Linked DNA regions of Homo sapiens: all the other regions are linked to region 1. Evidence: read pairs that join two places in POLR2A ChIA-PET (ENCODE). Cell type or tissue: CD4-positive, alpha-beta T cell. All regions are shown on one strand. Links, peaks and the distances in the headings refer to the core of each region. The heading gives the core; the rest is flanking DNA. Region 1 holds the start of PLAC8 (placenta associated 8). Region 2 has its middle 32 kb from the start of COQ2. Region 3 has its middle 65 kb from the start of COQ2. Region 4 has its middle 74 kb from the start of COQ2.

Evidence for each region. Peaks named below come from ENCODE experiments on the same cell type or tissue, not always from the same donor. Only the 100,000 strongest peaks of a DNase experiment are listed, where the experiment ranks them.
Region 2: POLR2A ChIA-PET joins it to region 1 with 11 read pairs; 15 of 35 experiments call an interaction of 5 or more read pairs at or near these places.
Region 3: POLR2A ChIA-PET joins it to region 1 with 17 read pairs; 16 of 35 experiments call an interaction of 5 or more read pairs at or near these places.
Region 4: POLR2A ChIA-PET joins it to region 1 with 112 read pairs; 16 of 35 experiments call an interaction of 5 or more read pairs at or near these places.

Annotation. Positions count from the first base shown.
Region 1 is chr4:83,110,823-83,118,432 of GRCh38, forward strand. It overlaps PLAC8 (placenta associated 8), which reads right to left and starts at 3,907. Exons shown (of 5, transcript NM_016619.3): 1 at 3,844-3,907. RefSeq lists an enhancer at 1-44. In CD4-positive, alpha-beta T cell, for the core only: no CTCF peak of the experiment used is centred there; DNase peaks (open chromatin) are centred at 2,349 and 3,929; H3K4me3 peaks cover 2,578 bases; H3K27ac peaks cover 3,543 bases.
Region 2 is chr4:83,249,169-83,256,778 of GRCh38, forward strand. No RefSeq gene overlaps it. Among named protein-coding and RNA genes, the nearest start is that of COQ2, 32 kb to the right of the region's middle. In CD4-positive, alpha-beta T cell, for the core only: CTCF peaks have their summits at 3,845 (motif pointing left) and 4,048; a DNase peak (open chromatin) is centred at 3,813.
Region 3 is chr4:83,216,001-83,223,610 of GRCh38, forward strand. No RefSeq gene overlaps it. Among named protein-coding and RNA genes, the nearest start is that of COQ2, 65 kb to the right of the region's middle. RefSeq lists enhancers at 1,008-1,077, 3,535-3,794, 5,504-5,603. In CD4-positive, alpha-beta T cell, for the core only: no CTCF peak of the experiment used is centred there; DNase peaks (open chromatin) are centred at 1,251, 1,851, 3,451 and 3,891; H3K4me3 peaks cover 1,287 bases; H3K27ac peaks cover 3,248 bases.
Region 4 is chr4:83,207,456-83,215,065 of GRCh38, forward strand. No RefSeq gene overlaps it. Among named protein-coding and RNA genes, the nearest start is that of COQ2, 74 kb to the right of the region's middle. RefSeq lists a silencer at 5,143-5,192. In CD4-positive, alpha-beta T cell, for the core only: no CTCF peak of the experiment used is centred there; a DNase peak (open chromatin) is centred at 5,206; H3K27ac peaks cover 1,772 bases.

The sequences.
Region 1 (7,610 bases), core at 1,725-5,724:
GAAGCATTACAGGAAATGCTAGAGAATATGTATTCAAATTTCTTCTGCATTTCATCTTGGTTATCAAATACCAGAAAAAATATGAAAGGCTAATTATCCGTAATGTCAAGTGGCTATCCCTAGGTGATTGGCTGATAGACTTTTTGTTGTTGTTGTTTTGTGATAAGGTCTCTTTGTTGTCCAGGCAGGAGTGCAATGAATGGCACGATCATAATTCACTGCAGCCTGGAACTCCTGAGCTCAAGTGATCCCCCCACCTCAGCCTCCTGAGTAGCCGAGATTACAGGTGCACACCACCATGCCTGGCTAATTTGTTTTCGTTTTCTGTAGAGATGGGGGTCTCACTATGTTGCCCAGGCTGACCTTGAGCTCCTGGCCTCAAGTGATCTTCCTGCCTTGGCCTCCCAAAACACTGGAATTACAGGTGTAAGCCACCACCCATGGCCGATAATTTTTTTTATAATTAGCATTTATTTCTTTTATAAGCAAAACAAGAAATATCCTTTTCAGAAACAAAAAGCAAATCCAGTGACTAGAAAAAAAATTTTAAGGGGTCATACCAGGCCAGGCACGGTGGCTAACGCCTGTAATCCTAGCACTTTGGGAGGCCAAGGCAGGTGGATCCTCGGTGACAGAGCGAGACTCTTATCTCCAAAAAAAAAATAAAAAAATAAAAAAAAAGGAGGGGGCAAGTCATACAAATGATACTATAGCTGTTTGTATTTTTTTCCCTCTTGGCCCTTAGCCAATGCTTGGCATGAAACTGGTATTCAATAAATAAAGATGATCCTACAACTCTTTCAGAGGAAAAACATGTTCATTTAACACCCTTATTTTTTCAAGAAGCCTATATTCTGTTTTTTAATATAATAACAGCAATCTGAAGATTTCAGAATAAAAACCACCCTGCAATTATGTAATTGTTTTTCCTTTACCTGACTGTATTTACTTAGTGTATGGCATATGTGTTTTTGTATTCAAATTGGCTAATGTTAGACTTCATAGCAGTTTGAGTCCTGAACATTTTCTGAGTGCCTTTGAAATCCACTCAGTGGCCATCTCTATATTCTATAGTAAGCAGCTGTATCGGCTGGGTGTGGTGGCTTACGCCTGTAATCCCAGCACTTTGGGAGGCTGAGGTCGGGAGTTCGAGACCAACCTGAACAACATGGAGAAACCCTGTCTCTACTAAAAATACAAAATTAGCTGGGTGTGGTAGTGTATGCCTGTAATCCCAGCTATTCGGGAGGCTGAGGCAGGAGAATCGCTTGAACCCAGGAGGTGGAGGTTGTGGTGAGCCAAGATCGTGCCATTGCATTCCAGCCTGGATGACAGAGCGAGACTCCGTCTCAAAAAAAAAAAAATTTATATATATATATATGTATATATATATATGTATATATATATATATATATGTATCAGCTGTATCTCAAATATCCATATGCTAACTGCCAGTTAGTTTGTGTGAACATTACTTCCTCCATGTAGTAGCCTCAACAGTCTTTAGCCCAACAGTCAACATTGTATGTTTCTGTTTCCTTCACTACTTTTGTACTTTTGACTTCCTCTTTTGAATGTGGGAGATTGCAGGGACCCAGGTGCTTCTGTGAATATTAGCACTAGGAACTGGAGCAGAATGGGGGGCCCCAGGAGGTTTCTGATGCTATTGTAAGTTCCTTTCTAGCACAGATTACCTATATTGGTGGAGAAGTCTACTCGGCTTATCCCTGCGTAGAAGAGTAGTCCTAAAGGGAACTGCTATCCAGGACTTCCATCTGTCACTTCTAGCTGATTCTAAAAAGGGTCTAATAACTTCTCCCGTGAGATATCTTATTCAAAGAAATACCTTCTTGAAAGTTATAAAACAGATGAGAAAGCAAACACACTCATTTGTACGCGCCTCTGTGATCATTTAAAAATTCAAGGTATCTTTTAAGTTGCAACAAATGTAAAACAGAAACAAATGTAAAATTGTTGCTTGTTCAAACAACCACAATTCTCTTTGCTTCAGCCATGAAGTCTTTAGCCTTAGCCATTCAAGGTAAAAGGTCAGCAATAAGTGGAGAGAAAACGTCCTTGAAAATCTAGAGTTCCTAGGACCTTAGGTACCAGCTTGTCTCCTTAGTTCAGTGGTCCTCAAAGCTTACTATTAGTAAAACCACTTGGACTGCTCTTTAACGTGTAGATTTCTAGACACTGCTCAGAGATTGTGACTTAGATAGAATGAGCTAGGGTTGAGGAATCTGTACAATGTAGAATTCTACACACTGTTCAGAGATTGTGGTTTAGATAGAATGAGCTAGGGTCTAAAAGTCTGTAACGTGCACCCGCAGGGCTGCTGCCCTTATGCCATAGGCTTTTGTCCTATGAACTAGAAAAACGTGGCCCTTCTCACAGACACGGCTTGGTGAGCACGTAGCTGCTTCGGTGAGAATTCGAAAAACGGTACACCTTCCTCCATGCGATGAAGCCCATGCTAGACCCTCTCGCATTCCCGGGAGCACATTCCAAACTAGCTCCTCTCCCTTCAGGTGCGGGCCTGTGCAGTATCCTGGGCACTTCACAAGATTCTAATGCCAGTGGCCTTGCAGAGCACATTTTGTAACCCACGACCAGTGGCCTTATTTTTCTTCTGTTACTAATAACTACAGATCCAATTTAATTCAGCAAATATTTTATTGAGTGCCAGGGTGTGTAAACGTGTTGGGCTGGATTTGGTAAGGGCTAAGGAGATGCCTGAGGTTTCCTATCTGTGGCCAGCAGTTCTGCCCGTTGTGGTGTGACCACACAGCTGTTTTGTTCCATGCCATCTTTAACCCCACAGGAGCAGAGAGAGTGATTAAAAAAAAGTTGGCAGGGGCCACCTTGGAAAATGCAGGAAAAATGGGGGCAGGAGGTAGTGAAATGGGAATCTTGGTGGGCAAGCTTTGGAGAATGAGACTAGAATACCTTTCTTTAGGAAGTTCTGTGGAATGGTCTCAATGTCAGGAAATCTTGCAGTATTTGGCTCATATTTTAAACACCTTAATTTTATCTATTAGTTAAGAATCAATCTTGTATTTGTCTCTCCTTTCTATGAGCACTTCACTCCTGAGGACAGCCCACTATCTTAATAAAATACATTAATATTAATATAATACATGATATTAATTATAGTAATATTAATACATATTATTAATATTGATTAATCCAGATACTAGACATATTATTGAGATTTTTCTCTTCTACTGTTTATTGATGTTAAATTTCATTTTTTTGCTTTGATTGAAACATTTCCATTTCATAATCTCTCCATCTCTCTTTATACATATAAATGAAGCACCAGAATTTAATTTTGAAGAATTCTAGTCTGTTTTTCTTACTTTCATAGTGAGAATTCAAGAATTCTTATAATTCATTAGCTAAATCTACAAAATTCCATATCTTGTTTCTAAATACTTTGAATGGATAAAATAGAATATTTGTAAAGCAGAAAGAAATTAGACCGGCATAAGTCAACATGCATACATATTGAAATAAAGAGTGAAATTAATGATCATGTTACTAAATACAATGTATAATATGTGTTTGCTGCAGAAAGCAGCAATTGATGAGGATTCAAGGCTGGGATCTTACACTACTTTGAAAAGCCTGGCATTTGGCAAAATGCTTAGCAAGAAATTGTTGAATTTGACTAAATGTATAAATTTAAAGCAATTAGATAAGAAAACCTTAGTCTTTTAGCTGAAACTCAAAATATAACATGCTAAGAAAAAAACAAGAAAATCAAATAACTTTTAAAGAAAGCTTTTTTTTTTTGAATGCTAAGTTTTTAAAACAAGTTCTTACTTGTAAAGTACTTACAATTAGTAAACAAGGTTCCGAGCAGGAAATGTCTTGTGGCCTGGGAGAGAATCTCACCACAAATGAAAACTACGTGAAAGGGGAGAGGTAACTGTGTTTCTATCGCAGGGCATAGTACATAGAACAGTTTCAGACGCTCTTATTGGCCAGAGTAATCCAGCAGAAGTGGTTTCAATGTGTGTTTCTCTTATCTGGAGAATGAATATATCTCTTGCCAAATAAGGTGTGTTTCTTTTCCTATATTGTGTTAGGTACACTGATACGTCTTTTTAATGGGGAAAGGATTTAATTCATTATATAGTTTGATTGGTTTTACATGTCTGGCAGAGCTTACTGTTGTTTTTTTGTGTTTGTTTTTTGTTATCTTTGTGGGGAAAAAAAAGATCATTATTGTTTCAGATTATATAGTAGTTGGCATCTCAAGCATCCTTTAATGGTATCAACTTACAGATACTGAACATTAAAATAGGCCAAGCATTATCAATGACTTGTTAATGACTTTGATAGTTAGGCCTTATTTTTTCAATTTTAGAGGTGAGGAAACAAGCTCAGATTCTTGAGCTGACTTTCAGAGGCCACATAGCTAACAAGTTACTCACCTAGGATTTTAGCTCATGTCAGCTCAGCTCCAAACTATGGCTCTTTTTACAATGTTGCATCCAATTTCTTTGTACCTTTTTAATTATTCTTCTTATTGGTGGTATTACTATTTCTTTCTTTTGAAATTTTTATTCATAGTCTTTGAATTTCTGATCCCATAGTTTAAACTATCAAAAGACAAAATTACAACAAATTTAGTTTAGAAGATGTAATTGCCTTTTATTTGCAATTCTAGAATCAAGCAACACATCATTCTATAAAATAGAATGAGTGTCCTGGTGAGTATGAAGAAAGCGGAAACAGAGAAAAAAAGATAGATTGGTTGTTTCAAAGTTACTTTCCTTATAGGACTAAAACAGAGAGGACTTCCTTACTACACTGACTGAGGTTGACTGAAATCTCCTGTTTTTTGGAAAACTGGTCCATTTCAAAGTTCAGTTTGATTATATGTCACTTAGCACAAGCGACTTCATTCTGGTTTGGTCTGATTTTCTGGGGCCTAGAGCAGGAGGCTAGTCCATAACAATGGCCTCTCATAAACTTTGTTTAACAAAACCTTTCAGAAATGAGGGTGGGCCGGCACAGTGGGAGGCCCAGGCGGAGGACTGCTTAAGGTCAGAGTTCAAGACAAGCCTGGCCAACACAGTGAGACCTTGTCTCTAAAAAAAAACAAAAACAAAAACAAAAAATTAAAAAATTAGCCAGACATGGTGGTAAGTGCCCGTAGGCTTGTAGTCCCCGCTACTTGGAAGGCTGAGGCAGGAGGATTGCCTGAGCCCAAGAATTTGAGGTTACAGTGAGCTGTGTTGTGTCACCACACTCCAGCCGGAGTGACAGCAAGACCGTGTCTCTAAAAAAAAAAAAAAATTAAGAAATGAGAGTGGCCAGCTTTCCTGTCATTCACTCTGAAGTTTTTGCGGATGGGAAATCTTTCCCACTAGAACAAGGCTATTGTGTGAGGTTGTACAGTGAGAATGTGTGGCATTATGGCAGACTCTAAGTGCTTAGAGTCCCTTTTCAGTCCCAATTCCTAGCTGCCATCTGCTAGCCACTTAACATTTCTATGCCTCAGGTTCCTTGTCAAATGAGCGTAATAATTGCACCTACCCCACAGGATTGTAGGGAAAATTCAAAAAATTAATACATGCAAAACATTTAAAACAGTGCCTAACACATAATCAATATTAGGGGAAACAAAGAAACAAAGAAATCTGAAGAAGGAGAAAGAAAAAGAGACATGTGGAATTCCAGATAGCCTATTTTCTTCCAAATACTATGTATAAACTCCACAATAAAAAGATGGCAACATGGCCAGGTGTGGTAACTCACACCTGTAATCCCAGCACTTTGGGAGGCCAAGGCGGGAGGATCACTTGAGCCCAGGAGTTTGAGACCAGCCTGTGCAACATAGTGAGATCTCATCTCCTTTTTTCAAATAAATAAATAAAATAAAAAATTAAAAAATTGAAAAATCAAAAAGATGTCAACAAATATGTACTAGTTATTTATTGTATTAAAGGGGGAAAGTACATCTTAAAAATCGGTAAGCTTGGCCGGGCACGGTCACTCATGCCTGTAATTCCAGCACTTTAGGAGGCCGAGGCAGGCAGATCACCTGAGGTCGGGAGTTTGAGACCAGCCTGACCAACATGGAGAAACCTCGTCTCTACTAAAAATACAAAATTAGCTGGGCGTGGTGGCGCATGCCTATAATCCCAGCTACTCAGTAGGCTGAGGCAGGAGAATTGCTTGAACCCGGGAGGCAGAGGTTGTGGTGAGCCGAGATCACGCCATTGCACTCCAGCCTGGGCAACAAGAGCAAACCTCCGTCTCAAAAAAATAAAAAATATGTCTGGGCGGGGTGGCTCATGCCTGTAATCCGAGCACTTTGGGAGGCCGAGGCGGGCGGATGACCTGAGGTCGGGAGTTCGAGACCAGCCTGACCAACATGGAGAAACCTCGTCTCTACTAAAAATACAAAATTAGCCGGGCTTGGTGGCACATGCCCGTAATCCCGGCTACTTGGGAGGCTGAGGCAGGAGAATTGCTTGAACCTGTTAGACAGAGGTTGCAGTGAACCGAGATTGCGCCATTGCACTCCAGCATGGGCAACAGAGCGAGACTCTGTCTCAAAATAAATACATAAATAAATAAAATAAAAAATAAAAAAATAACATCCAGGCCGGGCGCAGTGGCTCACGCCTGTAATCCCAGCACTTTGGGAAGCCGAGGTGGGCAGATCACAAAGTCAGGAGTTCGAGACCAGCCTGGCCAATATAGTGAAACCCCGTCTCTACTAAAAATACAAAAAAATTAGCCAGGCATGGTCGTGGGCACCTGTAGTCCCAGCTACTCGGGGAGCTGAGGCAGGAGACTTGCTTGAACCCGGAAGGTGGAGGTTGCAGTGAGTCGAGATTGCACCACTGCACTCCAGCCTGGGTGATAGAGCAAGACTCTGTCTCAAAAAAAAAAAAAAAAAAAAACACCACCCAGCCTTGACAAAGTTTTACAAACTGATAGTAGACTGGTTGATTTTTGGTGGCATTATAAATTGGTACTATCTTTTAGAAAGGCAATATTGGCCACATAGTATATAGAAGAACAAAAAAAATACTTACATTTTGGTCCTCCAGTTTCATCAAGAGTGAGTGCCTTCTTAAATTCTGTGCCCGTAGGGACCTTGTTTGCCTCACCCTGGTCCTGGTCCTGAATGAATGCATGAAGGAAAGAGGTCAAATTACATCAAGGCCATGTCCATCTTTACCATTATGTTACCCAGAATGGGGAATAATGGATCTTATATGTTCAGTCCATCTTTTTAAGGTATGCTGGGAGCAATTGGAGGGCAACACAAGGTGATATATTGCAGACAACTAGAAAACGTGAACAGAGCCACATGCAGTGGCTCATGCCTGTAATCCCAGCATTTTGGGAGGCCGAGGTGGGTGGATCACTTGAGCCCAGGAGTCTGAGACCAGCCTGGGCAAGATGGTGAGACCTGTTTCTACAAAAAATATAGTAGCTGAGCATGGTGGTGCACACTTGTGGTCCCAGCTACGTGGGAGGCTGAGGCAGGAGGATCACTTGAGCTCAGGAGCTCAAGGCTGCAGTGAGCTGTGTTTGTGCCACTGTGTTCAAGCCTGGGTGACACAGCAAGACGCTGTCTC
Region 2 (7,610 bases), core at 1,546-5,545, 140 kb after region 1:
TTTTTTATAGAGATGGGGGCTCATCATGTTGTCCAGGTTGGTCTTGAATTCCTGGGCTCAAGTGATCCTCCTGCCTCTGCTTCCCAAAGTGCTGGGACTATAGGCATGAGCCACCACACCCAGCCAGAAAGTTATTTTTAACTCAGGTTTATTTACAAAGAAAATGTATGACAGACCTTATGTAGTTCTGGGCCGCGAAGCTGCCTCAATGAACTCTCCATCTATTGAGCTTATGGTAAATGTTCCACCATCTTACTGGAATCCACACTAACGGCCAAAGAATATGTAGACTCGAAAGTATGTATGCTTTTTTTTTTTTTTTTTTGAGACAGAGTTTCACTCTTGTTACCCAGGCTGGAGTGCAATGGCACGATCTCGGCTCACCGCAACCTCCGCCTCCCGGGTTCAAGCGATTCTCGTGCTTCCGCCTCTCAAATAGCTGAGATTATAGGCATGCACCACCACGCCCGGCTAATTTTGTATTTTTAGTAGAGACAGGGTTTCTCCATGTTGGTCAGGCTGGTCTCGAACTCCCGACCTCAGGTGATCCGCCTGCCTCGGCCTCCCAAAGTGCTGGGATTACAGGCGTGAGCCACCGCACCCAGCAAAAGTATGTATGCTTTACAAAATATTACACTTACATTAACACACCTGATTCTATCCTGAAGTAGAGCCAAAAGTCTCTGTAATCTGTTTAATAGATTCAAAATAGTAGGGAGAAAATCTGAGCAAATCATCGTACTGTTTTGTTGTCCTCCCTCCCAAACAATGCAGCAGCTGAGTGGTGGCTGGATTGCCAGATTCTGGGGGTGCTGGTTTGCCCAGTATTTTCATAGTTGAGTGCAGATACTCCCATGCCCTGGCAAACCAGGAGGTTTGCTCACCCTAGCTGGGGGATAAGCAGGCCTTACGTGCCCACCTAGGAAGGTCTGAGTTTATCAGTACAGTAGCATCATGAACAAACAGCCACCAGGTACAGCTTCCTAGAAGCCTCTTTCCTCAGAGAAGAAAAGACAAGATAATCATCCCCCTTAAAATGGCAGATTTGCCACTGGATCCAGTTGCCTTGTGTTTTCCTCATCACTCACACTGTGGTGGGTGTCAGCTGGAGTTCCAGGCCCTCCAGACCAGGGTTGAGGGTTTTTTCACCTTGTACCCCAAGGAGGCAAAATAGAGTAACAGTCAAGAGTGGAGGCTGCGACTCCTGACCACCTACGGTCAAATCGCTGCTCTGCGCCTTCCTTAGGAGTGGTGGCTTTATAATTGTCAACTTGGCTAGACTGAACTACATGTCCCACAGTTCTTCTGCCTGCATGGCTCTGGTTAGGGTGGGCCACCAGAGACATTCTTCAATCAAGACCCTCTGCATCTGTAAATTTATTAAGTCTGAAAACTGGGTAAAAGGCTGTGACTTTTTACTATGATGATGCAAGCTACATTTTTGACTACCCATCCATTTTGTTCCTAGGAACACTATGATCAATTACCACCACAGATCTTTGTGAGCTAAGGCAACTGGTTAGCACTATGTTCCTGCTGCCCTGTATTGTAAATATGTCCACGCTTCTTGTCTTTGGTGGTTAAATGCAGTCACTTTGACTCTGCCTCTCTGGGATTCCATCATCCCCATTGAAATCTGGAAGCCTCTCTCAATGGTCGCATTCTTTACAGCCACACGTAGCCTGCAAAGGAGACACCCACAGAGCTTTTCCAGTCTGCTGGTGCCTTAGTGCAGGGAGTTGTCTCCTGACTCTTTTCCTGGAACATGCTGGGGGCTGGGCATGCAGTTTGCACATGGTAAATCCAGTCCCATTTGCCTATCGCCCTAAGCCTTTGGAGTCTCTCTTCCATATTGTGACAGGAAAGCTGTCTAGTTAAAGTGCGCTCATAGGAATGAAGTTAGCCTGCTCTAGTGTTCTATCCCACTATTCTCATTCGAACATCTTTAGGATGTACTTCCACACATGTTCCCCAGGTCTCTGAAGATACACATTAGAAAAGTGTGGCAATTCTTTTGGCGTATAAACTATTTCTTGCTGGGTCATGGTGGATCCCTGTCCTACTGGAACTTGCTGAGCTTTGGCAATAATCATGAGTCTAGTGGCAACAAGGGGTGGTTGTGGTAGATTTAGAGAATGAGTAACTCCTTTTAAGGCATCTGTCCCCAGATGAGCTTAACACAGATATTTAAGCAGAGGAAGGCTAGTCTTCTACCAAGAGCAAGCTACTTCCACAGGAGAGGGAAGCTCAAAACTATACATTCAACTATTGTTGTAAGTCAGCAACCCACACCCTTAAATTTTATGTTTAATTTTTTAGCAATATCAGCCCTCTGGCTGTGAGCAATAAAAGATTCTTTTAGGGCTATCCTCAAAGCTCTGTCGTCCTCTAACAATGACTTGAGCTCAGAGTTAAAGGATTTGGGTTTGTCATTTTTCTGTTACTACTCAAGTATGCTCAGAAAAATCTGTCCCACAGTACATTCCTTACAGGCATCATGTACTGCCGTAACAGTTAGTTGCAACTGCCATTTGGGCTCCTAAGACACTTGCTTTGGTTACAACTTCATTACAATTAGCCACAAGTGCTAGCTTGATGTGTGATGTCCCTGCATGCCACAGGTCACTAGCTTCCCATTTCCCATTGCTAAGGAGTTCAGCACTGTGCTGAACTCCAAGGACAGGGTCAGCCCTCAAATCCCACCTCCGCAGGTCTATCTCCTAGGACTACTCCCAGCACCATTTTGTGGCAGTTGGATTCTGTACTAGTCCAGAATCGGAGTGTAATTTGAACAGGGAAAGTTTAATAAATAGTATTAACTAGAGGAGGGGAATAACTAAAAGGGGTAAGCAGAATGCTAAAGAGTACTCTAGAGCTGAGAAAAATACTTGAGGAAGAAGCAAACTTGGAAGGGATTCCTCTGGTCAAGCTGGAATTCAAGCTCTGCTGGAGAAGGTGTGGCTGCAGTCCACTGGAGGGTGGACAAGTTTGCTGGGTTGATCCAGGCCAGAGCCAGTCTAAGTCACTGGACAGGCAGGTAATATTCTTCTAGGGAGCAGGGGGACGGAGGCTGGCCAGAAAACCACAGTTAGGACTACCAAGTGGGAAACATGTCTCTGGGATGCACGTGAGAAGGTTGGCAAACCACTCCGAGGTGTAGGAGAGGGCTGAGGCTAGTGGATGGACCTGTGCAGGGATTGAGGGCATCAAGAACCCCTTTACTGACTGCTTGTCATGAAGCCTGGTGTTAGGAGGGCTGCATGCAGCCAGGTGGTCACAGAACTGGAGCTGGTGGCTTGCCAAGGGACTGTGCCCTCTCTGTGCACACTGGTATGTTAGTTTGCTAGGTCTCCCACAACAAAATACCACAGACTGGGGGGCTTCAACAACAGAAATGTATTTCCTCACAATCTGCAGCTAGAAGTCCAAGATCAAGGTGTTGGCAGGGCTGGTTACTTCTAGGGGCATCTTTCCTTGGCTTGTCTTCCACCAGTGCCTTCACATGTTTCCTTTTGTGGGAGTCTGTGTCCTCAACTCCTCTTCTTGTAAGGACACCAGGCATATCAAATTAGGGCCCACACTAGTAATCTCATTTAACCTTAATAACCTCTTTAAAGACCCTATCTCCAAATACAGTCACATTCTGAGGTATTGCAGGTTAGGATGTCAACATGAATTTGGGGGGACACAATTTAGCCTGCAATAGTTGGGGAGGAGCATTACTGGATGTCCCTGCCATATGTTGCTTACAGCCAGGAGCAGAAGCAAGAAGCAAATGGAAACACGCCCGACCAGGAAGAAGCCCTTTCCTCCTGCAGGGTCCCTCCAGCGCCCTCTACTGAAAAAGTCTGACATCCCACTCACTGCAAAGGAGAAAAGTCTACAGGATTCAACTCCACTATTGCAGAGTAGATAATGAAGGACGGATTTAGAGCTGAGAGGCAATAAATTAATAACAAGCACACTGGTTCTTCAGCTTTCCCAGCATTTCTGTGAGTTTTCTAATGTCCTCCAGAGAAAATGTGTGCCTAAACTGACCGGTTTACAACTGAGAACACTGGCAAATTTGCAGTTTCCCACTTTTTTTTTTTTTTTTGACAGTAGTTATGCATTATGGTACCTTCAAGTTCTCATTTTGGGAGGGATAAACGAATTTTCCCTGGAATTTTACTATTATGATAAGTATAAATTAAAATTATCTCCATTTAACGTGGCATGGTAATGGGCTATGGAAGCAAGAGCAGAAATCTAGCTTTCCTGTTGTTCCTTGTATCTGCCTGGTTCATCCCTGTTTCAAGGCTGATACACTTGCTTTTCCTTCTTCCTGGAACTCTCTTCCGTCAGGTATTCACATAGCTCCATCACATCAATTAAACCTCTGTTCAACTGTCACTTGGAAATCCTTCCTTAGTACTCTATCAAAAATAGCCTCCTTTCCCCATAACTCTCTTTCACCAGGCTTTAGTTTTCTTTATAACAACTTACCACTACATTATATTATTTAAAGTAGCCTATGCACTTATTTACCTACAGAGTTACTCACTTATTAAAATGCAAGTTCTAGGAGGGTAGGGATATGTCTTGTTCACTGAGGTATCCTCAGAACCTAGAATAGTGTATGGCATATAATAGGTACTTGATAAATATTGATTAAGTGAAGGGCTGTAGGTTTCAGAAAAGAGTTGGTTTTTCCAGAACACAACTCCATATGCAGGCATATCTACAGCAATGAAAATTTAGCCCCTAACTTAATTAGGATGGCAACAATATAATTCTGATTATTCTCACCCTAACTTGGTAAAAATGACTTTTGTTCACTTTTTAAAAATTGTGGTATAGTTAGCATACAGTAAAATTCACCTTTTGTGTGTGGGTACAATCCTAAGAGTTTTGGCAAATGCCTATAACTATGTCAAACCATTGCAATCAAGATATAGAACAGTTCCATCATCCTCCGAAATCTCCTCCTTCCCTTTTGTAGTCAGATACTCCTCTGACCTCCAGTCCCTGGCAGCCACTGGTCTGTTTTCTGTACTTACAGTTTTGCTTTTTTCAGATTATCACACAAATGGAATCATGTAGTATATAGTTTTTTGGGTTTGCCTTCCTTCACCTAGCATAATGCATTTGAGATTCATGCATTTTGCTACATATATCAGTTGTCTGTTCCTCTTTATTGTCGTATAGTATTTCATTATATATGTACCGTAGTTTGTTTATTCTTTCACCAGCTGAAGGACATTAAAGCTTTTTTTTTTTCCAATTTGGGATTATAATGAATCAAGCTATTATTAACATTCATGGACAGGTTTTTATGTGAACGTAAGTTTTCTTTCCTCATGGGTAAATACCTAGGAGTGATTTTGCTGGGTCTTATACTCAGTGCATAGTCAATGATAAGAAATTGCCAAACCAGGCCGGGTGCGGTGGCTCATGGCTGTAATCTCAGCACTTTGGGAGGCCGAGGTGGGCAAATCACTTGAGGAGTTTGGGGTGGGTGGTCCCAGCTACTTGGGAGGCTGAGGCAGAAGAATCGCTTGAACCTGGGAGGTTGGGAGGTGGAGGTTGCAGTGAGCTGAGATCACGCCACTGCATTCAAGCCTGGGTGACAGAGCAAGACTCTGACTTAAAAAAAAAAAAAAAAAAAAAGAAATTGCCAAACTGTTTTCCAAAGTGACAAAACCATTTTGCATTTCTACCAGCAATGTATAAGAGTTCCAGTTACTCTACATCTTCACTACCACTTGCTATAATATGGGATGGCTGTGGACTATGGAAACAAGACTAGAAATCTGGCCTTCTTGTTACCCGAATCTGCTTCATTCATCCCCATGTCAAGGCTTATGCACTTGCTGTTCCAACTTCTTGAAAAACGTTCATGTGTGTAACTTCCATTCACATTTTATTTTAAAGCAGAGCCTATCTATGCACACATAAAGACCAGCTAAAAACAGAATGAAGAAAATCAGAAACATGAATACATGAATGAGAAAAAATTATAAAATTGTATCCCTTTCCTTACATTCTTCCATGTTTCAGAGATCTTAACAATTTTCAATTAGTAATTAATTGATCTGTGCTAAAAACTTTTTGATTTGTAACATGTTTTTAAGTGGATTTGTTTAAAATACTCAGTGTGTATTTTGGCCAGGCACGGTGGTTCATGCCTGTAATCCCAGCACTTTGGGAGGCCGAGGAAGGCAGGTTTCCTGAGGTCAGAAGTTCGAGACCAGCCTGGCCAACATGGTGAAACCCTGCCTCTACTAAAAATAAAAAATTAGCCAGGCATGGTTGCATGCGCCTGTAATCCCAGATACTTGGGAGGCTGAGACACGAGAATCGCTTGAACCCTGGAGGCAGAGGTTGCAGTGAGCTGAGATCATGCCACTGCACTCCAGCCTGGGTGACAGTGAGACTCTGTCTCAAAAATAAAATAAAATAAAATAAAATATTTAGTGTGTATTTTTAGCAGTATTTAAAAAATATTGATCAGAGCCATAAACTTCCTGCAGATTCTAAAGTGTTAAAATGTCTTTAACACTTTCCTCTCTTCAAGGAAATGATGTAAACTGAAAGCAATTTATGTTTATGAGGCATTCCTGCAATGGGACATGACCTCTGATCCCAATAATTCTTTCCCAGATGCTGTGTTGACATTTCTACTGCTTAAGTATAAAGCAAGTAAAAGCCATGATTATTTCAGTTTGTTACTATGCCAATGCTGCCTAAGAAAAAAATTACTAACTTGAATTTTCAAGATTGTTGAAGAGTTTTAAACGAGATAAACAAATATAAATCTAGTTAACATTTGCATGCATTACTTTCCATTTCTTTACATGAATTTATACTTCGTTAATGGGTAGGATATCCCTAGATATATATATATATATTTTAAATATTTTTTTTTTTGAGACAGAGTCTTGCTCTGTCCCCTAGGCTGAAATGCAGTGGCGTGATCTTGGCTCACTGCAACCTCTGTCTCCTGGGTTCAAGCGATTCTCCTGCCTCAGCCTCCCAAGTAGCTGGGATTATAGGCACCTGCCATAATGCCAGGCTGTTTTGTATTTTTAGGACACGGGGTTTCACCATGTTGGCCAGGCTGGTCTTGACCTCCTGACCTCAGGTGATCCACCAGCCTCGGCCTCCCAAAGTGCTGGGATTACAGGCCTGAGCCACTGTGCCTGGCCTTATTTTTTATTTTTTTGACACAGGTCTGAGCCACTGTAGCCAGTGGGATATCCCTTTTAAAATTCATCTATAATTTTTACAAATTCTCCACTTTTTGTCCCCACCTTTCCCCCACCCCTCTAAACTAACACCATTTAAAAAACTCAGGCTTAGAAACTGAATGTTAAAATTGTTCTCCTGAAATAGAATCTGAAAAATCAGCTTCCTCTTTTTTTTTTTTTTTTTGAGATGGAGTCTCACTCTGTCACCCCGGCTGGAGTTCAGTGGCGCCATCTCGGCTCACTGCAAGCTCTGCCTCCCGGGTTCATGCCATTCTCCTGCCTCAGCCTCCCGAGTAGCTGGGACTACAGGAGACTGCCACCACGCCCGGCTAATTTTTGTATTTTTACTAGAGACGGGGTTTCATCATGTTAGCCAGGATG
Region 3 (7,610 bases), core at 49-4,048, 100 kb after region 1:
AATGGTACAGAATAAGGAGCCCAGAAATAAACTCTCATGTATATCATCAAATGATCTTTGACAAGAGTGTCAAGACAACACAATGGGGAAAGGATAGTTTCTCAACAAATGGAATTGGGAAAACCGGATATCCACCTGCAAAAGAATGAAATTGGACTCTTGACTGTACAAAAATTAACTGAAAATGTATTAAAGACCTAAATGTAAGACCTGAAGCTATAAAACTCTTAGGAGAAAATATAGGAGGAAATCTTCATGACATTGGATTTGGCAATGATGTCTAGTGTATGACACAAAAGCACAGGTGACAAAAGCAAAAATAGCAAGTGGGACTGCAAAAACTTCTGTGCAGGAAAGGAAACAATCAACAGAGTGGAAAGGCAACCTGCAGAATGGGAGCAAATATCTGTAAACCATAGATCTGATAAGGAGTTAATATCCAGAATATATAAAGAACTCCTACAACTCAACCACATAAAAATAAATAATTCGATTAAAAAATAGGCAGGCTGGGTACAGTGGCTCATGCCTGTAATCCCAGCACTTTGGGAGGTGGAGGCAGGCGGATCACCTGAGGTCAGGAGTTCGAGACCAGCCTGACCAACATGGAGAAACCCCGTCTCTACTAACAATACAAAATTAGCTGGGTGTGGTGGCGCATGCCTGTAATCCTAGCTACTCAGGAGGCTGAGGCGGGAGAATCGCTTGAACTCAGGAGGCAGAGGTTACAGTGAGCTGAGATTGTGCCATTGCACTCCAGCCTGGGCAACAAGAGTGAAACTCCGTCTCAAAAAAAAAAAAAAAAACCAAAAAAACAAATTAATTGCAGCTTTTGCCATTTTTTTTTAAATATGGAAACCACAATTACTTTTGCAGCAATCTAATAAAGTAGTCAAACTCCTAGAAACAGAAAGTGAATGGTGGTTAACAGGGGCTGGGGGAGAGGGGAATAGGAAGTTCTTTAATAGGTGTTTCTGTATGGGAAGATTAAAAAGTTCTGGAGATAGACCATGGTGATGATAGCACAACATGTGAATGTACTTACTGCCACTGAATGGTGCACTTAAAAATGGTTAAGATGGGTCCTGGGCAGGGTGGCCCACTCCAAGGCCTGGGTGCAGTGGGAGGGTCCTGACGTGGTGTCCCTAGAGGCCCTCCCTGCCCCTTTCTCCCCCTGAAAGGCGTGTGTCCCCTCTCTGTACCTCGCTGGAAGCCCAGCCGCTGGCGCAGCACGTGTTCCTGGCATACCAGGCTCACGTGCATGTTAGTGAGCCACAAGATGCAGGGATGGAGAAGAAAGCCTTCGCCTACCAGTAGCTGCCTGCTAGGCACCAGGGGATGGGCTGATTTGCTCCAGAATGAATCCACATCAGGAATAGCAGTTACAATTGAGGCCGCCACCTGATTAAGTCTGTAGTAATCTCTCATTCTCCAGATCTGCCTGTCTTCTGCAAAGGCCAAACAGGCCAAGTGAGGACACCTTGAGATGGTGGACCCCCGCCAGCTGGGAAGAGGACCCTCACCTGACCATGCTGATGCTCTGATTGCAGACTTCCAACCTCCAGAACTGTGAGAAAATAAATATTTGTTGCTTAAACCACACACAAAATGGGCTAAGATGGTGAATTTTATGTATATTTTCCCACAGATACACACATACACACAAGATATACTTGAACAACACCCGCGGGGATTCTGATTAATCTGGGGCTTGGGAAAATGCATTTCAAATATGCGACTGAGGTGGTTTTGATAGGGGTAAACAAGAAGTGAAAGAAACAGGAAGATGAACTGTTACCCGTAATGTGAGAAACCTATGAGGAAGCTGAACCACCCTGTGGGGTTCTGTCACTGGGAGTGACTTCCTGGTGTTCTGCTGAGCTACTCATTTTTCACTGTTTTGGTTATTGAGGTTGAACTGCTTGAATGAAAGGTGCGATACTGGGCTCTGGGTGGGGAGAGCAAAATCTGTTAATCTCAGGGGAGATGATCAAATACAAGAAGTGCAGAACTGAAGCTCTCAAAGGGACCTTGGTAACTTCTAGCAGCTCAGCTCTCCACTTCCTCCTCTGTGCAGTGGGAAAATGAAGCCCAGTTTACGTGTTGTTATTATAGAGACCAAATGAGATAAAAGGTGTGAAAGTGTTTTTTACTTTTTAATCAATTACTCAGTTTACTCATAGGGTGAGTGCTTAAATATGGGCTCCATAAAGGGTCAGGGCAAAAGTTCTCAACCCCGAGTACATATTAACATTACTTGAGGAGCTTTGAAAAATACCCAGATTGACCTCCTCCCCTCCACGATTCTCAGTCCACTGGTCTGGGGAGGGCACCGAGTTTGGGCATTTTTTAAAAATCTCTCAGGTTTTTCTACTGGCAGCCAGGCTTGAGCACTACCCCTCTATTAGTGGTGAATTCTAAGTGGTAAAACGGGAAAGGCTTAATCAAGAAGGACTTGTTTGAGCTAGACCTTATGTAAGATTTGAGGAATAATATTTTGGGACTAGGTAGTATATATACACACTATAAAATTTAGAAGTCTAAAAGGATTTATCATGAAAAGTGTATCTTCTCTGTCCTTCTCTCTGGAGGGGAGTCAGCAACTCTGACCAGCTCTCTTTATTTTTATTTTTTTGAGACAGGGCCTCACTCTGTCACCCAGGACCCAGGCTAGAGTGCAGTAGTGTGATCATAGCTCACTGTAGCCTCGACCTCCCAGGCTCAAGTGATCCTCCTGCCTCAGTCTCCCAAGTAGATGGGACTATGGGTGCACACCACCACGCCCGGATAATTAAAAAAACATTTTTTTTTTGTAGAGATAGGGTCTTCCTATGTTACCAAGGTTGGTCTCAAACTCCTGGGCACAATTGATCCTCCAGTCTCAGCCTCCCAAAGTTCTGGGATGACAGGCCTGAGCCACTGCGGGCGGCCTTGACCAGCTCTCGTTTATAATACTGGAGATACTCTTTACAGTTGCTATTAAGGATCTTGTCAGATTGGTCAGGGGAAAGGAGAGGAAAAGAGCAGGTGTCATTTTCTGTTCCACAACCTTCCACTAGGCACAGAATATCATTTGGATAGGTATAACTTGATTGAGGAAATCCATTTAAGAAAAAAATAGAAAGTTGATTTTCAGAATAGGGCTTTCTTCTTTCCCTCCTCCTCCTCCTCCTTTTCAGTTTCTTTCTTTCTTCCTGTCACAGTAAATTCTGAGCAGCTTGAATTTTTAAAATTTAACTTTTTATTCTGAGGTAATTGTAGATTCACATGCAGTTGGTAAGAAATAGTACCAAGAGATCCCATGTACATTTTGCTTAATTTTAATTCATTTTCATTCCAGTACTAATCAAGATATTTCAGATCAAACTCTCTAGTACTGTTTTGAAAAACTACAACCCAGAATTGAGAGTGAGGTTGCAGGAGAGGGCGGGGCTGTGGAGGAACAACGTGTTTTCGTGTTTTCGGTCTTCCCTCATTGTTTCTGGGAAATCACAACTAACATGCAATGTGCCCGTGGCACAGTCCCAGCTGGGGACTAATTAAGACTCTCTGGCAACAGATGCTGTCCGCTCGTTTATATTAATAATGTCCTCCTTTGTGTGCTGGACATGCCAGGGCAAAGGAGGCCAGCTCGGGGAGAGGCTCTCTACCAAAGTGGAACCAGCAGTTTCTACCTGGGTCCTGACTCCAAGTCAGAATATGAGAAAACACTGCACTTGCCCATTCCAGATCCTGCCTTCCTGGTCTCCAGACTCAGGGAAACTAACAGATGGAGGCAGCAAGCCATTCCTGACTCTCAGGTGTCCACGCTGACTCTGAATGGTTACTGGATTCCTGGATAGCACAAGCCCTCTGTCAAACGTGATTCACAAACACAGATCACATGATGACAGAGTAACTGCGGTCCTTCTCTGCCTCTTCCTTTTTGTACTGCATTGGCAGGAAGGAACACCTGGTCAGAAGCAGGTGGCTGGAAGAAAGAGGTTTTAATCTTTTTCCAGTCCAACTCATCTTCCACAGCAGTCACCTGCATACTGTGTAACAAGTGGCCAATGCATTGAAAATGCAAACCATCAGGCCTGAGATTTTATGGGTAAGAAGGTTGCTGGATTATGCATTTCCCCGCTATGGACGTTTTGGCCCAGTATTTCGTTCTTATGCTTATGTCATTTGTGTTAATATAATACATCTGGATATAATAATACTTGGTATTTTTTTGTCGTGTGTTTTTTGTTTTGTTTTGTTTTTTGTTTGTTTGTTTTTGTTTGAGACAGAGTGTTGCTCTGCCACCCAGGCTGGAGTGCAGTGGCGTGATCTTGGGTCACTGCAACCTCCGCCTCCTGGGTCCAAGCAATTTTCCTGCCTCAGTCTCCTGAGTAGCTGGGATTACAGGCACACACCACCACGCCCAGCTAATTTTTGTATTTTTAGTAGAGACGGGGTTTCATCATGTTGGCCAGGCTGGTCTCCAACTCCTGACCTCAAGTTACCTGCCCGCCTTGGCCTCCCAAAGTGCTGGGATTACAGGTGTGAGCCACTACACCTGGCCTATGTGGTGCTTTTGGTAAGGGATCTGGTACCAACACGTTAGGCTTCATCACATTTGTTAAGGTATTTAAAATATACAACGGAAGAAAGAGTAGAACCCGACCACTAATAAACATGATCCCAGGCTTCTATAATCATGTGAAGTAGAACACTATGCACACATATGAAATTTAGGCACGCTCTTTTCTAAACTGATGATAACTACCATTTGTTAATATATTCTGGGCAGAATGTTAATGTTTTGCATGACTTCATTTAACCCTTACAACAAGTCTATGATATATGCTGTTATTATGTCCATTTTATTGTTGGAGCAACCGATGCCTGCAAAGGTGAAGTTATTGCTCAAGGTCCACATGGCTGGTGGGTGAGGCAGGGTTTGGACCCAAATCTGTCTGGCACTGAAGCAGGGACTCTTTGTCTGTGTTATATATACAGCTAGTGAAGCCTTTGGACCTCTTCTCAGAATACTATTTTCAAATGCAAAAAATAAAATACACAGTACAAAGAAAAGCAATTCTCTGTCACCCAGGCTGGCATGCAGCAGTACGATCTCGGCTCACTGCAACCTCCACCTCCCAGGTTCAAGCAGTTTTTCTGCTTCAGCCTCCTGAGTAGCTGGGACTACGTGCATGTGCCACCACGCCTGGCTCATTTTTGTATTTTTGGTAGAGAAGGGGTTTCTCCATGTTGGGTAGGCAGGTCTCAAACTCCTGGCCTCAAGTGACCCACCCGCCTCGGCCTCCCAAAGTGCTGGGATTACAGGCATGAGCCATGACACCTGGCCTTGAAATACCGAAGTATAGTTTTCAACTGCGGTAGGCAGCCTCAAAGGTGGTCCCTACTCATGGTATTTATTCCTTCATGTAATCTCCTCCCTTTGAGTTGGGGCTGGACCTAGTGACTCACTTCTGATGAACAGAGTATGGGAGAAATGATGGTATGCCACTTCTGAGATTAGGTTCCAGAGAGATTGTGGCTTCTTGAATGCTTTCTCTTGCTCTCTCTTGAGTTGTTCCCACTTGAAGAAGCCAGCTGCCACGTCCTAAGGTAGCTGTAAGGTGGAGAGGTCCATGTGTCTAAGACCTGAGGCCTTCCAACAACCACGTGAGGGAGCTTGGAAGCAGCCCCCACTTTGTGCGGTCTTAGAGAACAGAGGCCCTGGCTGACACCTTGTTACGGCCACGTGACACAACTGGACCCAAAACCACCTGGCTAAGCTGCACCTGCCTTCCAAACCCACAGATAACAAATGTTTGCTGTTTTTAATCACTTGTGAAGTAATTTGCTATGCAGCAATAAATAATATGTCAACCTATTAAAATAAAATAAATTTGGGATATATATGTGGTCTCAGTGAGAAGGCATGTCTGAAATATAGGCAAATTAAAGTTAGATTTTTATATTTTAAGACATATTGGCATGAAGGCTATTGTTCCTTGGCTTGAATAAGAAGATTAGAAAGTGCGACAAACTTTGTCAAGTGTAATAACCACATTTTCTAGTTTCTGTATTTGATATTTGACATCTGGGGCCTTGTGACCCTAGAGAGACTGCCATTCCCAGGGCTAGTCAATACCTAGAGATAATAAATGCTTCACCCACCTGGGAGCGTGCATTTCATATGCAAACCAGCTAGTCCAGAGCTCATACCCAAATCACCTTCTTTTTTTGAGACAGGGTCTCACTCTGTTGCCCAGGCTGGAGTGCAGTGGAGTGATTTAAGTTCACTGCACGCCTGGCTAATTTCTGTATTTTTAGTAGAGACGGGGTATTGCCATGGTGCCCAGGCTGGTCTTGAACTCCTGGAGCTCAACTGATCTGCCTGCCCCGGCCTCCCAAAGTGCTGGCATTACAGGTGTGCACCACTGTGCCCGGCTTCAATCATGTCCTTTATTGTTTTCTTACACTCTAGGCCACTGTCTGCCTGGCCTAATCACCCCAGGGCCTGCTACCTGGCCCCTGACAACTAGAGACACTCCCTCCACCCCAGAGCCCGCTGAAATTATTCAAGCCAGCCAATGTGAGGCCTACTTACCCTGCTGCCCACTCTGTTCCTTCTCGAGGAGACCAAAAAAGGCTCTTGCCCATATATTCCCGTCTCTGCCTCCTGACTGACCCCAGTGTTCTACATGTCACATCCCTCAGCCCCATGGCATGGTGCATCCCCTTCTCTTGGGATCTGTGAATATAACCAACTGTCTTGTCAATGGCAGTCATCTCCTGATCTGTTGGCCTTGCAATACCTAAATAATATGAAAACCTACATTTTAAAACAACAATGCAATATGCATGTCTTCGTAGACATTGTCTATTTTATTTTTTGTTTTGATAATTACAAGTGTTAAAGATCTTGTTTCACAAAGATATTTTGTTGCAAATGAAATGACAGCTTTCATATCTGATTTTTCAAGGCTTCTCTCAAGGAACACCAGAATTATCTAAGACTTTTAAAGTTCGACTCCAATTTTCTCTTTTTTGTAACAAAAGTCTTGCTCTGTCACCCAGACTGGTGTGCCGTGGTACGATCTCGGCTCACTGCAACCTCCGCCTCCCGGGTTCAAGAAATTCTCCTATCTCAGCCTCCTGAATACCTGGGATTATAGGCACGTGCCACCATGCCTGGCTAATTTTTGTATTTTTAGTAGACATGGGGTTTCACCATGTTGGCCAGGCTAGTCTCGAACCAATACAACTTATATTAAAAAGGATATGACTGTGAATTTATGGTTCAGCTTTGATGCCATTATGACAGAAATAGTTGTTGAAAGAGTTTTAAGTGTCTCTAGATGTACTTAGCTTTCTCTTCTTAAATAAATGGACAGAGAACTTTGTAGACATGGAATTACGGAGAAACAATGTATATCTCTGAATGAGCAATACAGAACACGGGAGAAATAGGCTGATAATTGCTCAATAGCACTGATTATAAGAAGACTGTGTACCTATCAGGGGTCTAAAAACTTCAATAATTTTGAAGTAGTAGTGAGTGAAATGATATTTCAAGGCATGTCTAACAATTGAATTGGCTCTAAAAATATCTGTGATTTCTACTAGTGGAA
Region 4 (7,610 bases), core at 2,765-6,764, 98 kb after region 1:
TCATCCCATTCCTGGGGCCTCTCCTAATGATCGTCTAGGACTAATGTTCTTACTGTGCTTAATTAAACCTTTTCAAAGATTTTTAACTGACAGGATCATGGCCAACTCACAGACAATTACCCAAAAACATCTACAGACAGTCTTACTCCTATAATCAATCCAAGACCAAAGAACTCTCCGCCTGCCGCCCCTCAGCAGGAAGTAGCCAAAAAGAAAATGCCGCCCCTAGTTCTTTTTATAACTATAGGGACTGGATTGACAGAGCAGTAGCATTGCTATCTTGGACAAATGCCACCATTTTAAGTTCCCCTTGATTTAAAAAAAACCACCTAAATCCAGCCCCAAAACATCAGCCTAATGGCTAATGTCACCATAACCAAAAACATTCCAACCCTAAGATAAACCGCCCTCTGACCACAAACATGCCAACCCAAGATAGCCTCCCCACCCTGCAATAAACATTCTAACCTGAGACATTCCAGAGACATTCCAACCCTGCAATAAACTTTCCCTCACAAAGAAACATTCCAAGCCTGCGCCTGCGATAAGCTACCCTCTTCCTAAACCCTTAAATACCCTTAGTCTTTAAAAGAGAATGCTCCTGACTGAAATTGGCTAGAAGCCTCTCTCAGGTTTATTCTCCAAAGTAAACCTGTCTTTGACTGTTGAGCCACTTTTCTTGTTTCTTTCCTCTTTCTTTAACTCTTACATATAGTATGATTCCTTTTATGTAAAATTATAGATAGATATATGAATATATAGTGAGATGCATCAAGGAAATGCCATCAAAATGTTAATAAGGTTTATCTCAGGTGATGAGAGTCCAGGTGATCGGAAGTTTTGGGGTGTGGTTGGGGAATCCTATTTTAGGATTGTAGGCAGCTGTTTTCAGTCCACATTTACTCAGGAGAACTGATGGGGTGGGCCTACAAGAATCTATTCTCATGAGGACTCAAAAAGCCCCCTAGGGTATAACTCCTTCCAAGAGAAAAAGAATTAGGGGTCCTGCGTTGGGGTCAAGAACAGTGGCTCAGTATGAGAGGGGAGGGAAAATTATGAGTACATGGTATCTATCTTGCAAATGAATAACCAGTCAGCCTTAATCCATGTTTGCATTCTAGGGAGGGGACCTCCAAGACACGGCCAAGTGAAGCCAGAAGTGCAGTTACAAATTTGCTCATTCTGTCTTTCATTCAGCAAGTATTTACTAAGAGCCTACTAAGTGTCCAGCACTGTTCTAAAAGCTGAGGATACAGTGGTGAACCAAAACAGACAAAACTCTCTGCCTTTGTGGAGCTTATGTTCTAGTCCTTTCTTTCCCCTTGAAGCACAGAAAGCATGTCTTCTTACTATTCCAGTCTTCTTCTTATTCTTATACATCTAGTGCTCCAGAGCAAAGGAAGAATTAGCTTGCAGCAAGAATTTCAGCAGGAATTCCAGAAGAATTTGTGACACATGTCAGGCACATAGTAAGTATTTATGTAATGACACAGCATTTTCAGCTTTGGATTATGATCTCTGGGTGTTTGTGGATGTGTCTGATCTTCCCTTTTGGCTGTATACTCCTTGAGGGGAAGATGGTATCATAGACCGAGTAGGAGCTGCCTATGGTATCGTAGACAGAGTAGGAGCAGATGGTTGCTGCCCAACAGTTGTGAATGACACACTGATCCAGGGAGTAGAAATAGAAATGGAGATGAAATTGGACAGATGGACACATCTTTGTGAAGGGATCCTCAGAGGATTTGGTGACTCACCCAGGAGCCATGGTGAAATGAGAAGGAGAAGAGAATGGATTCCAGGCTTTGGCCCCAACTGGCTGGCAGAACAATACCATTAGAACAAATGTAGGAAATTTCAAAAGCAAAACTGGCTTTTGTAGAGGACTAATAGTTTTAGATATTTTGTTTAGGTGACATTATTGGAATATCCAGGTGGAAATATTTAGCAGCTAATACGAAATGTACATCTGAACAGAGAGGGGGAATCTAAGAGTTTTCTGTTGAGGTGAGAGTTGAGGTCGTGATGGTGAGTGAATGAGTCACCAAGAAAGAGAGGTGATACTCCCAGGACTTATGGTCAGTCCAGTGGTGTTACTTACTGACCACGTGGCTCTGGGTATGCCATTTAAGGGCTCTAACCTTGTGTCTTCAATTCTGTGAAGGGCTAATAATGCCCGTCTTTCCTCATTCAGAATATTAGCATGACAAGATATGGGTGGAAGTGATTTGCAAATCAGTAAGCACAATGCAAATTAAGGCTTTTGGTAAAGGATGGAGCCTGCCTAGGGAGTGAACACTGGGGTTATGACCTTGCTTTTTCACCTCATCAATACACACCCACTCGTGCTTCAGATCTCAGTCCCAGTCTTCCTTGACCACTCATGGCCCAGTGTCCCCAGCATGGGCAGTCATTGCAAGTTGACTCTTGTTACTGTGATGATTTGATCCACACCTATCTCTTATTTCTCAGTTGCACCCCCGGGAGCAGGCTTCACATCTATTTTGCTCCCTGCTGAGAGTGCCTCACTCCATCAATATTCACTGAATGAATAGAAGAGAAAGAAGCAAGGGAGCAAAGGCAGCAAGAAGTATGGAGTCAGAGGAGAAAGAAAAACAGAAAACCACAGCTAGAGACAAAGCTGTAGAGAGCTTTTCAAAAAGGAGGCATGATCAGCAATATTGAATGCTTTAAGAAACAAAAGCAAATGAGGAATTTGAAAAGCTCTGGATTAACTGTATTTAGAACGTTGCTGCCTAAAACAATGGCTGAAATATGACAAGAGACAAAGCTGTTGGATGAGGCTAGTCTGATTTCTAAAGAAGGTATATGTAACTATTGAAAACCCATTCTACTACCATTAGGCATTGAACCCTAGGTAACCTTGCCTTGTGAAGCAAGAAGACAAAAGGCTTATTACTTTGGCAGAGTAACTTGAATGGAGCTGGAGAACTCTGTGAGCCGAAACCAGGTGTGTATTCACCCCGACAGGTCTGTAGTCATTGCTAGAGAAGCTTTATCATTGCTAGGCCTTTGTTCAAAACCCAAGCATTGCAATAAATTTCAGTTCAATTACTTTGATTTGTCTCTGGTGAAAAAGCAGAGTTAATTGGGGTTCATGTACTTCGTACAAATATTTAATAACTTCCATACACTATTTCATAGCGTAGACAGTCATTTTCTAAGGTCAGTTTTCATCTTTGCGATGTGAAATATTTGGAAGATATTTTATTCCTATTTGGTCCTGCAGACCTGTTCTTATGTTTGCAAGAATTCTGGAGGGAAGGACACCCCAAGCTTTCCATACACAGCCATAAAATAAAATACAGCATCTTTATTTCATGGTGGCTTCCTCAGTGTATTGTAAAGACTCTGATAGCTACATTTTTAAAATTATGGTAGAAAACACAAAAAATTTACCTTAATGATTTTTAGTGCATAGCTCAGTAATGTTAAGTATATTTACACTGTTGTGCCACCAATCTCCAGAAACTTTTCATCTTGCAAAACTGAAATGCTCTACCCACAAAACCACAATTCCCCCTTTCCTCCTCCCCCAGGCCGACAACCATCCTGATGGTTACATTTATTTATTTATTTATTTATTTAGAGATGGAGTTTTGCTCTTGTTGCCCAGGCTGGAATGCAGTGGCATGATCTTGGCTCACCGCAACCTCCGCCTCCCAGGTTCAAGTGATTCTCCTGCCTCAGCCTCCCGAGTAGCTGGGATTACAGGCATGCACCACCACGCCCGGATAATTTTGTATTTTCAATAGAGACGGGGTTTCTCCATGTTGGTCAGGGTGGTCTTGAACGCCAAACCTCAGGTGACCCGCTGGCCTCGGCCTCCCAAAGTGCTGGGATTACAGGTGTGAGCCACCGTGCCCAGTCCTACTTTTCTTTTTTTTGGACTGGTCCCTAAAAGCTCTGCCTGGGTGGGTGACCTTAACACATCCCTGGGAAGTGAGGATGTGACCAGAGTCACTAGGTACCCATAGAAATTAGGGCAATGTTTTGGCTAATTCACAGAATCAGTAGCTTCATACAACCTTAAACAAAGAGAAAGCAGTATTCAGTGCTGGATTCATAAACATCATAAGACTGAATCCAGGTAAAGCAATTTCATTCCCAGGTATTAGTCAAATGCCTTGTGCTTGAAGGAGTGGGCAGATTAACAGCTGGAGGAAATGTAGAGCTGATATAGGTCAGGTGGTCATCCATTTAGTTAATATGTATTGACTGTGCCTAGGCTGGATTCAGCACTCGAAAATAAAGTAGCACAAGGCACTTGCAGTCTAGAAACTATAAAGCAGACAATAAATACGCGTTTATTTGCAGCCACTTCCACAATTTCCTACGCGCTTACGGGTATCCTTTTTTCCCTCAAACTTATTTTAAATGGCAAAGATATAGATGACCATATCCTCAATTTTAAAATCTCATCTTATTTTCCACTAAGCAGTTATTTTATAACATTAGTGCTTAACGTGTTTACCATTTAAATGAATCTGTCTTATGACCACTGGATGTCTACCGAGCACTTAGAAGTCAGTCTCATTTACTCCTTAGAAATGCCTCGGAGGAGAATATCATTATCATTTTTATTTTGCAGATGAAGACATAGAAGCTCAGAGAGGCTGAAGGACTTCCAGAGTCACAAAGCTAGAAGGGGGCAGAGTTCGGATTAAATGTGGGTGTTCTGGTTACATTTGGAGGTCCTCTTTACGTCCCCATACATTTGGCACAGCTGGAAAGTTGTCAGCCACTCATCAATGCGCATGTGTATTGCACACTTACCGAGCAAGGCATTTGAATGCTGCAGCAAGTGTGAAAATACAGTCAGTCCCTTACTGAGCTGACACTATAGTGAGGGAAGGCAGATAATCACAAACGAACACACAACTACAGACATGCTAAGTATTGCAAAGGGGTGCTTTGGAAGAATGAAACTCAACAACCCCACCTAGGCTGAGGTGTGGGTGTGGGTGGGGGTGGTGGAGGGCGTGACAGACAAGAATTTTCCTTCTGAATACAAAGCTTCAGGACTGTGTTCTTAATCACTGTTGACTGCAGCCAAACATTCAAGTTGGTTTTGTTCTGTAGGAGGGTTTGGTTACTGCACAGGTGGAGTTAGTTGAATTGTGGGCACCCACACCAGCTGAAACCTGTTTTGATATGCGCACAGTGTGAAACACACCCTCTGTGAGGTTTCTGCTTAAATATACACGATTTGGTGCCAAAATTAGAATCAACACCTGGGCAAGGAAGTAACACCTGACCTATCACTTACTATGTTAGTGCTACTTTCAGCAAAGGAAAGGACAAATATGGTCCTGTTTGGGAGGGGAAAAAAAGTGCCGTTTGACTTGATGCAAATCTTGAGAAAATGATGTCTACTCTGCTCTCTTCCCCTAAATTGACACAATCATGGGAAAAATGGACAGGAAAGCATTAACAAGACACAATTGTAAAAGTTAACAGTAACACAGGCAAGAATCCACTTCTCTATTAAAACCAGGGAGCAGGTTTCTTCAGATAGTTTCATGGTGTACCTGGTTGTTAATTAGTATTAATTTCACTGAACTATATGAACATTAGCTATCCTCACTAGATGTTCTCAGGCCCAGAATGAACAACATGCTCAGTGGACCACTGGACCAGACACTTAGTTTTTAAGACATGGCAAAGACTTTCTCTCTGCTGCTCTTTCTGCAGATTCCAGTCTGGGACACCGGGAACCATGGTTTCCAGACTTTTGAGAACTGTCTCAATTTCAGATATTCCGTTTCTGGTCAAACCACAGCTTCTTGGAGACAAGGGACTGCCATGTCTCATATGTCACTGTGTATCTGTCTCCAACAGAGTGTTTGCATATTGTACATAATGGATTAATTGCATGTCTGCCAATACAGAAATAATCACCACAGTTATGAGAGACATTTAATAAAACCAGAGATGTTGGAGTGTCAGTGCAGACTTGCCATTAAGTAATTAACTGATATAATGAATAAACAGTTATTGAGCACCTACTCTGTGTCAGGCACTGTTGTAGATACTGGGGTTACAGAAGCAAATGAAACAGGCAAAAATTCTGCCCTGGTAGAGCTTAAGTGAGGGAAACAGATAAATAGGAAAACTAAATCGATTATGTGGCATATTAGATGGTAATAGAAAATATGGAGAAAAATACAATAGGGAAGTATTGCAGTGGGGTTGTTTGCAATTTTTGATAGGGTAGTCAGGGAAAGTGACATGTGAGCAGAAATGTGGAGGAATTATGCAGCGAGCCAGGCAGAGACCTGGGGAAGAGCCCTCCAGGCAAAGGTACTGCATGTGCAAAGGTCCTGAGGTGGGAGCATGCCTGGCACTTTCAAGGAAGAGCAAAGAGGTCAGGATGGCTTGAGTAGAGAAAACATGAGTGAGAGAAACAGGAGATAACCGGGGTCAGAACACGTAGGGCAAGCTTGTCCAACCCGCAGGTACCCACAGGCCTCATGCAGTCCAGGATGGCTTTAAATGCAGCCAACACAAATACGTAAACTTTCTTAAACCATCATGAGATTTTTTTTTCTTTTAGCTCATCAGCTATCATTAGAGTTAGTATATTTTATGTGTAGCCCAAGACAATTATTCTTCCAATGTGGCCCAGGGAAGCCAAAAGATTGGACACCCCTGATGTTGGGTTTCATAGGCCACTGTAAAGACTTCAGCTTTTATCTGAGTCAGAGTGGAAGGCACTGGAGAGTTTGATCAGAGGATAATAATGATGATAATATAGTCATGCATCATTTAACAACAGGGATACACTCTTGAAAATGCATTGGTAAGCAATTTTGTCCTTGTGTGAACATCATAGAGTGCACTTACACAAACCTAGATGGTATAGCCTACTACACACCTAGGCTATATGGTATAGCCTAGTTCTCCTAGGTACAAACCTGTACAGCATGTTACTATACTGAATACTCTAGGCAACTGTAACACAATGGTATTTGTGTATTTAAATGTAGGAAAAGTATAATAAAAATACAGTATAAAATATTAAAAATGGTACACCTATATAGGGCACTTACTGTAAAAGGCGCTTGCAGGACTGGACATTGCTTTGGGTGAGCGGATCTCAACTCATACCCCAGAATCCCTGCTTGTCTGTGCTCCCATAGTGTTTACACCCTGTAGCACTTTTTTCTATCTGTTATAATTACAGATTTGGCATTTATATCCTCTCTTAGCAGTGGTTTCCTTGAATGCAGGTGCCACATCTTGCTTTTCCTTGTAGTTCTCTGAGCTCCTAGCACAGGGAAAGGCACGTAGTAGGCATTCGTTGAATGAATGAGAGAAGGAGCTACAGTGGGAAGAACCTGGGTATTATGTCTGGAAAGACTCATTTTAGGGTCCAATCTCCACCACTTCTAATTGTCCACTTATTTGACGCTGGTTGTGCAAGTTGCTTAAACTTCACGAGCCTCACTTCTCTCATCTACAAAATGCAGATAGTAATACCTAGTGAGGCTTCAATGAGATAATGCATGTCAGCACTTGGTACACTGTTCACTCTCTTTCTCCTCCTCTTGAATGAGGGAAGACAGTGATTTCTGAGGAAGGGTTAG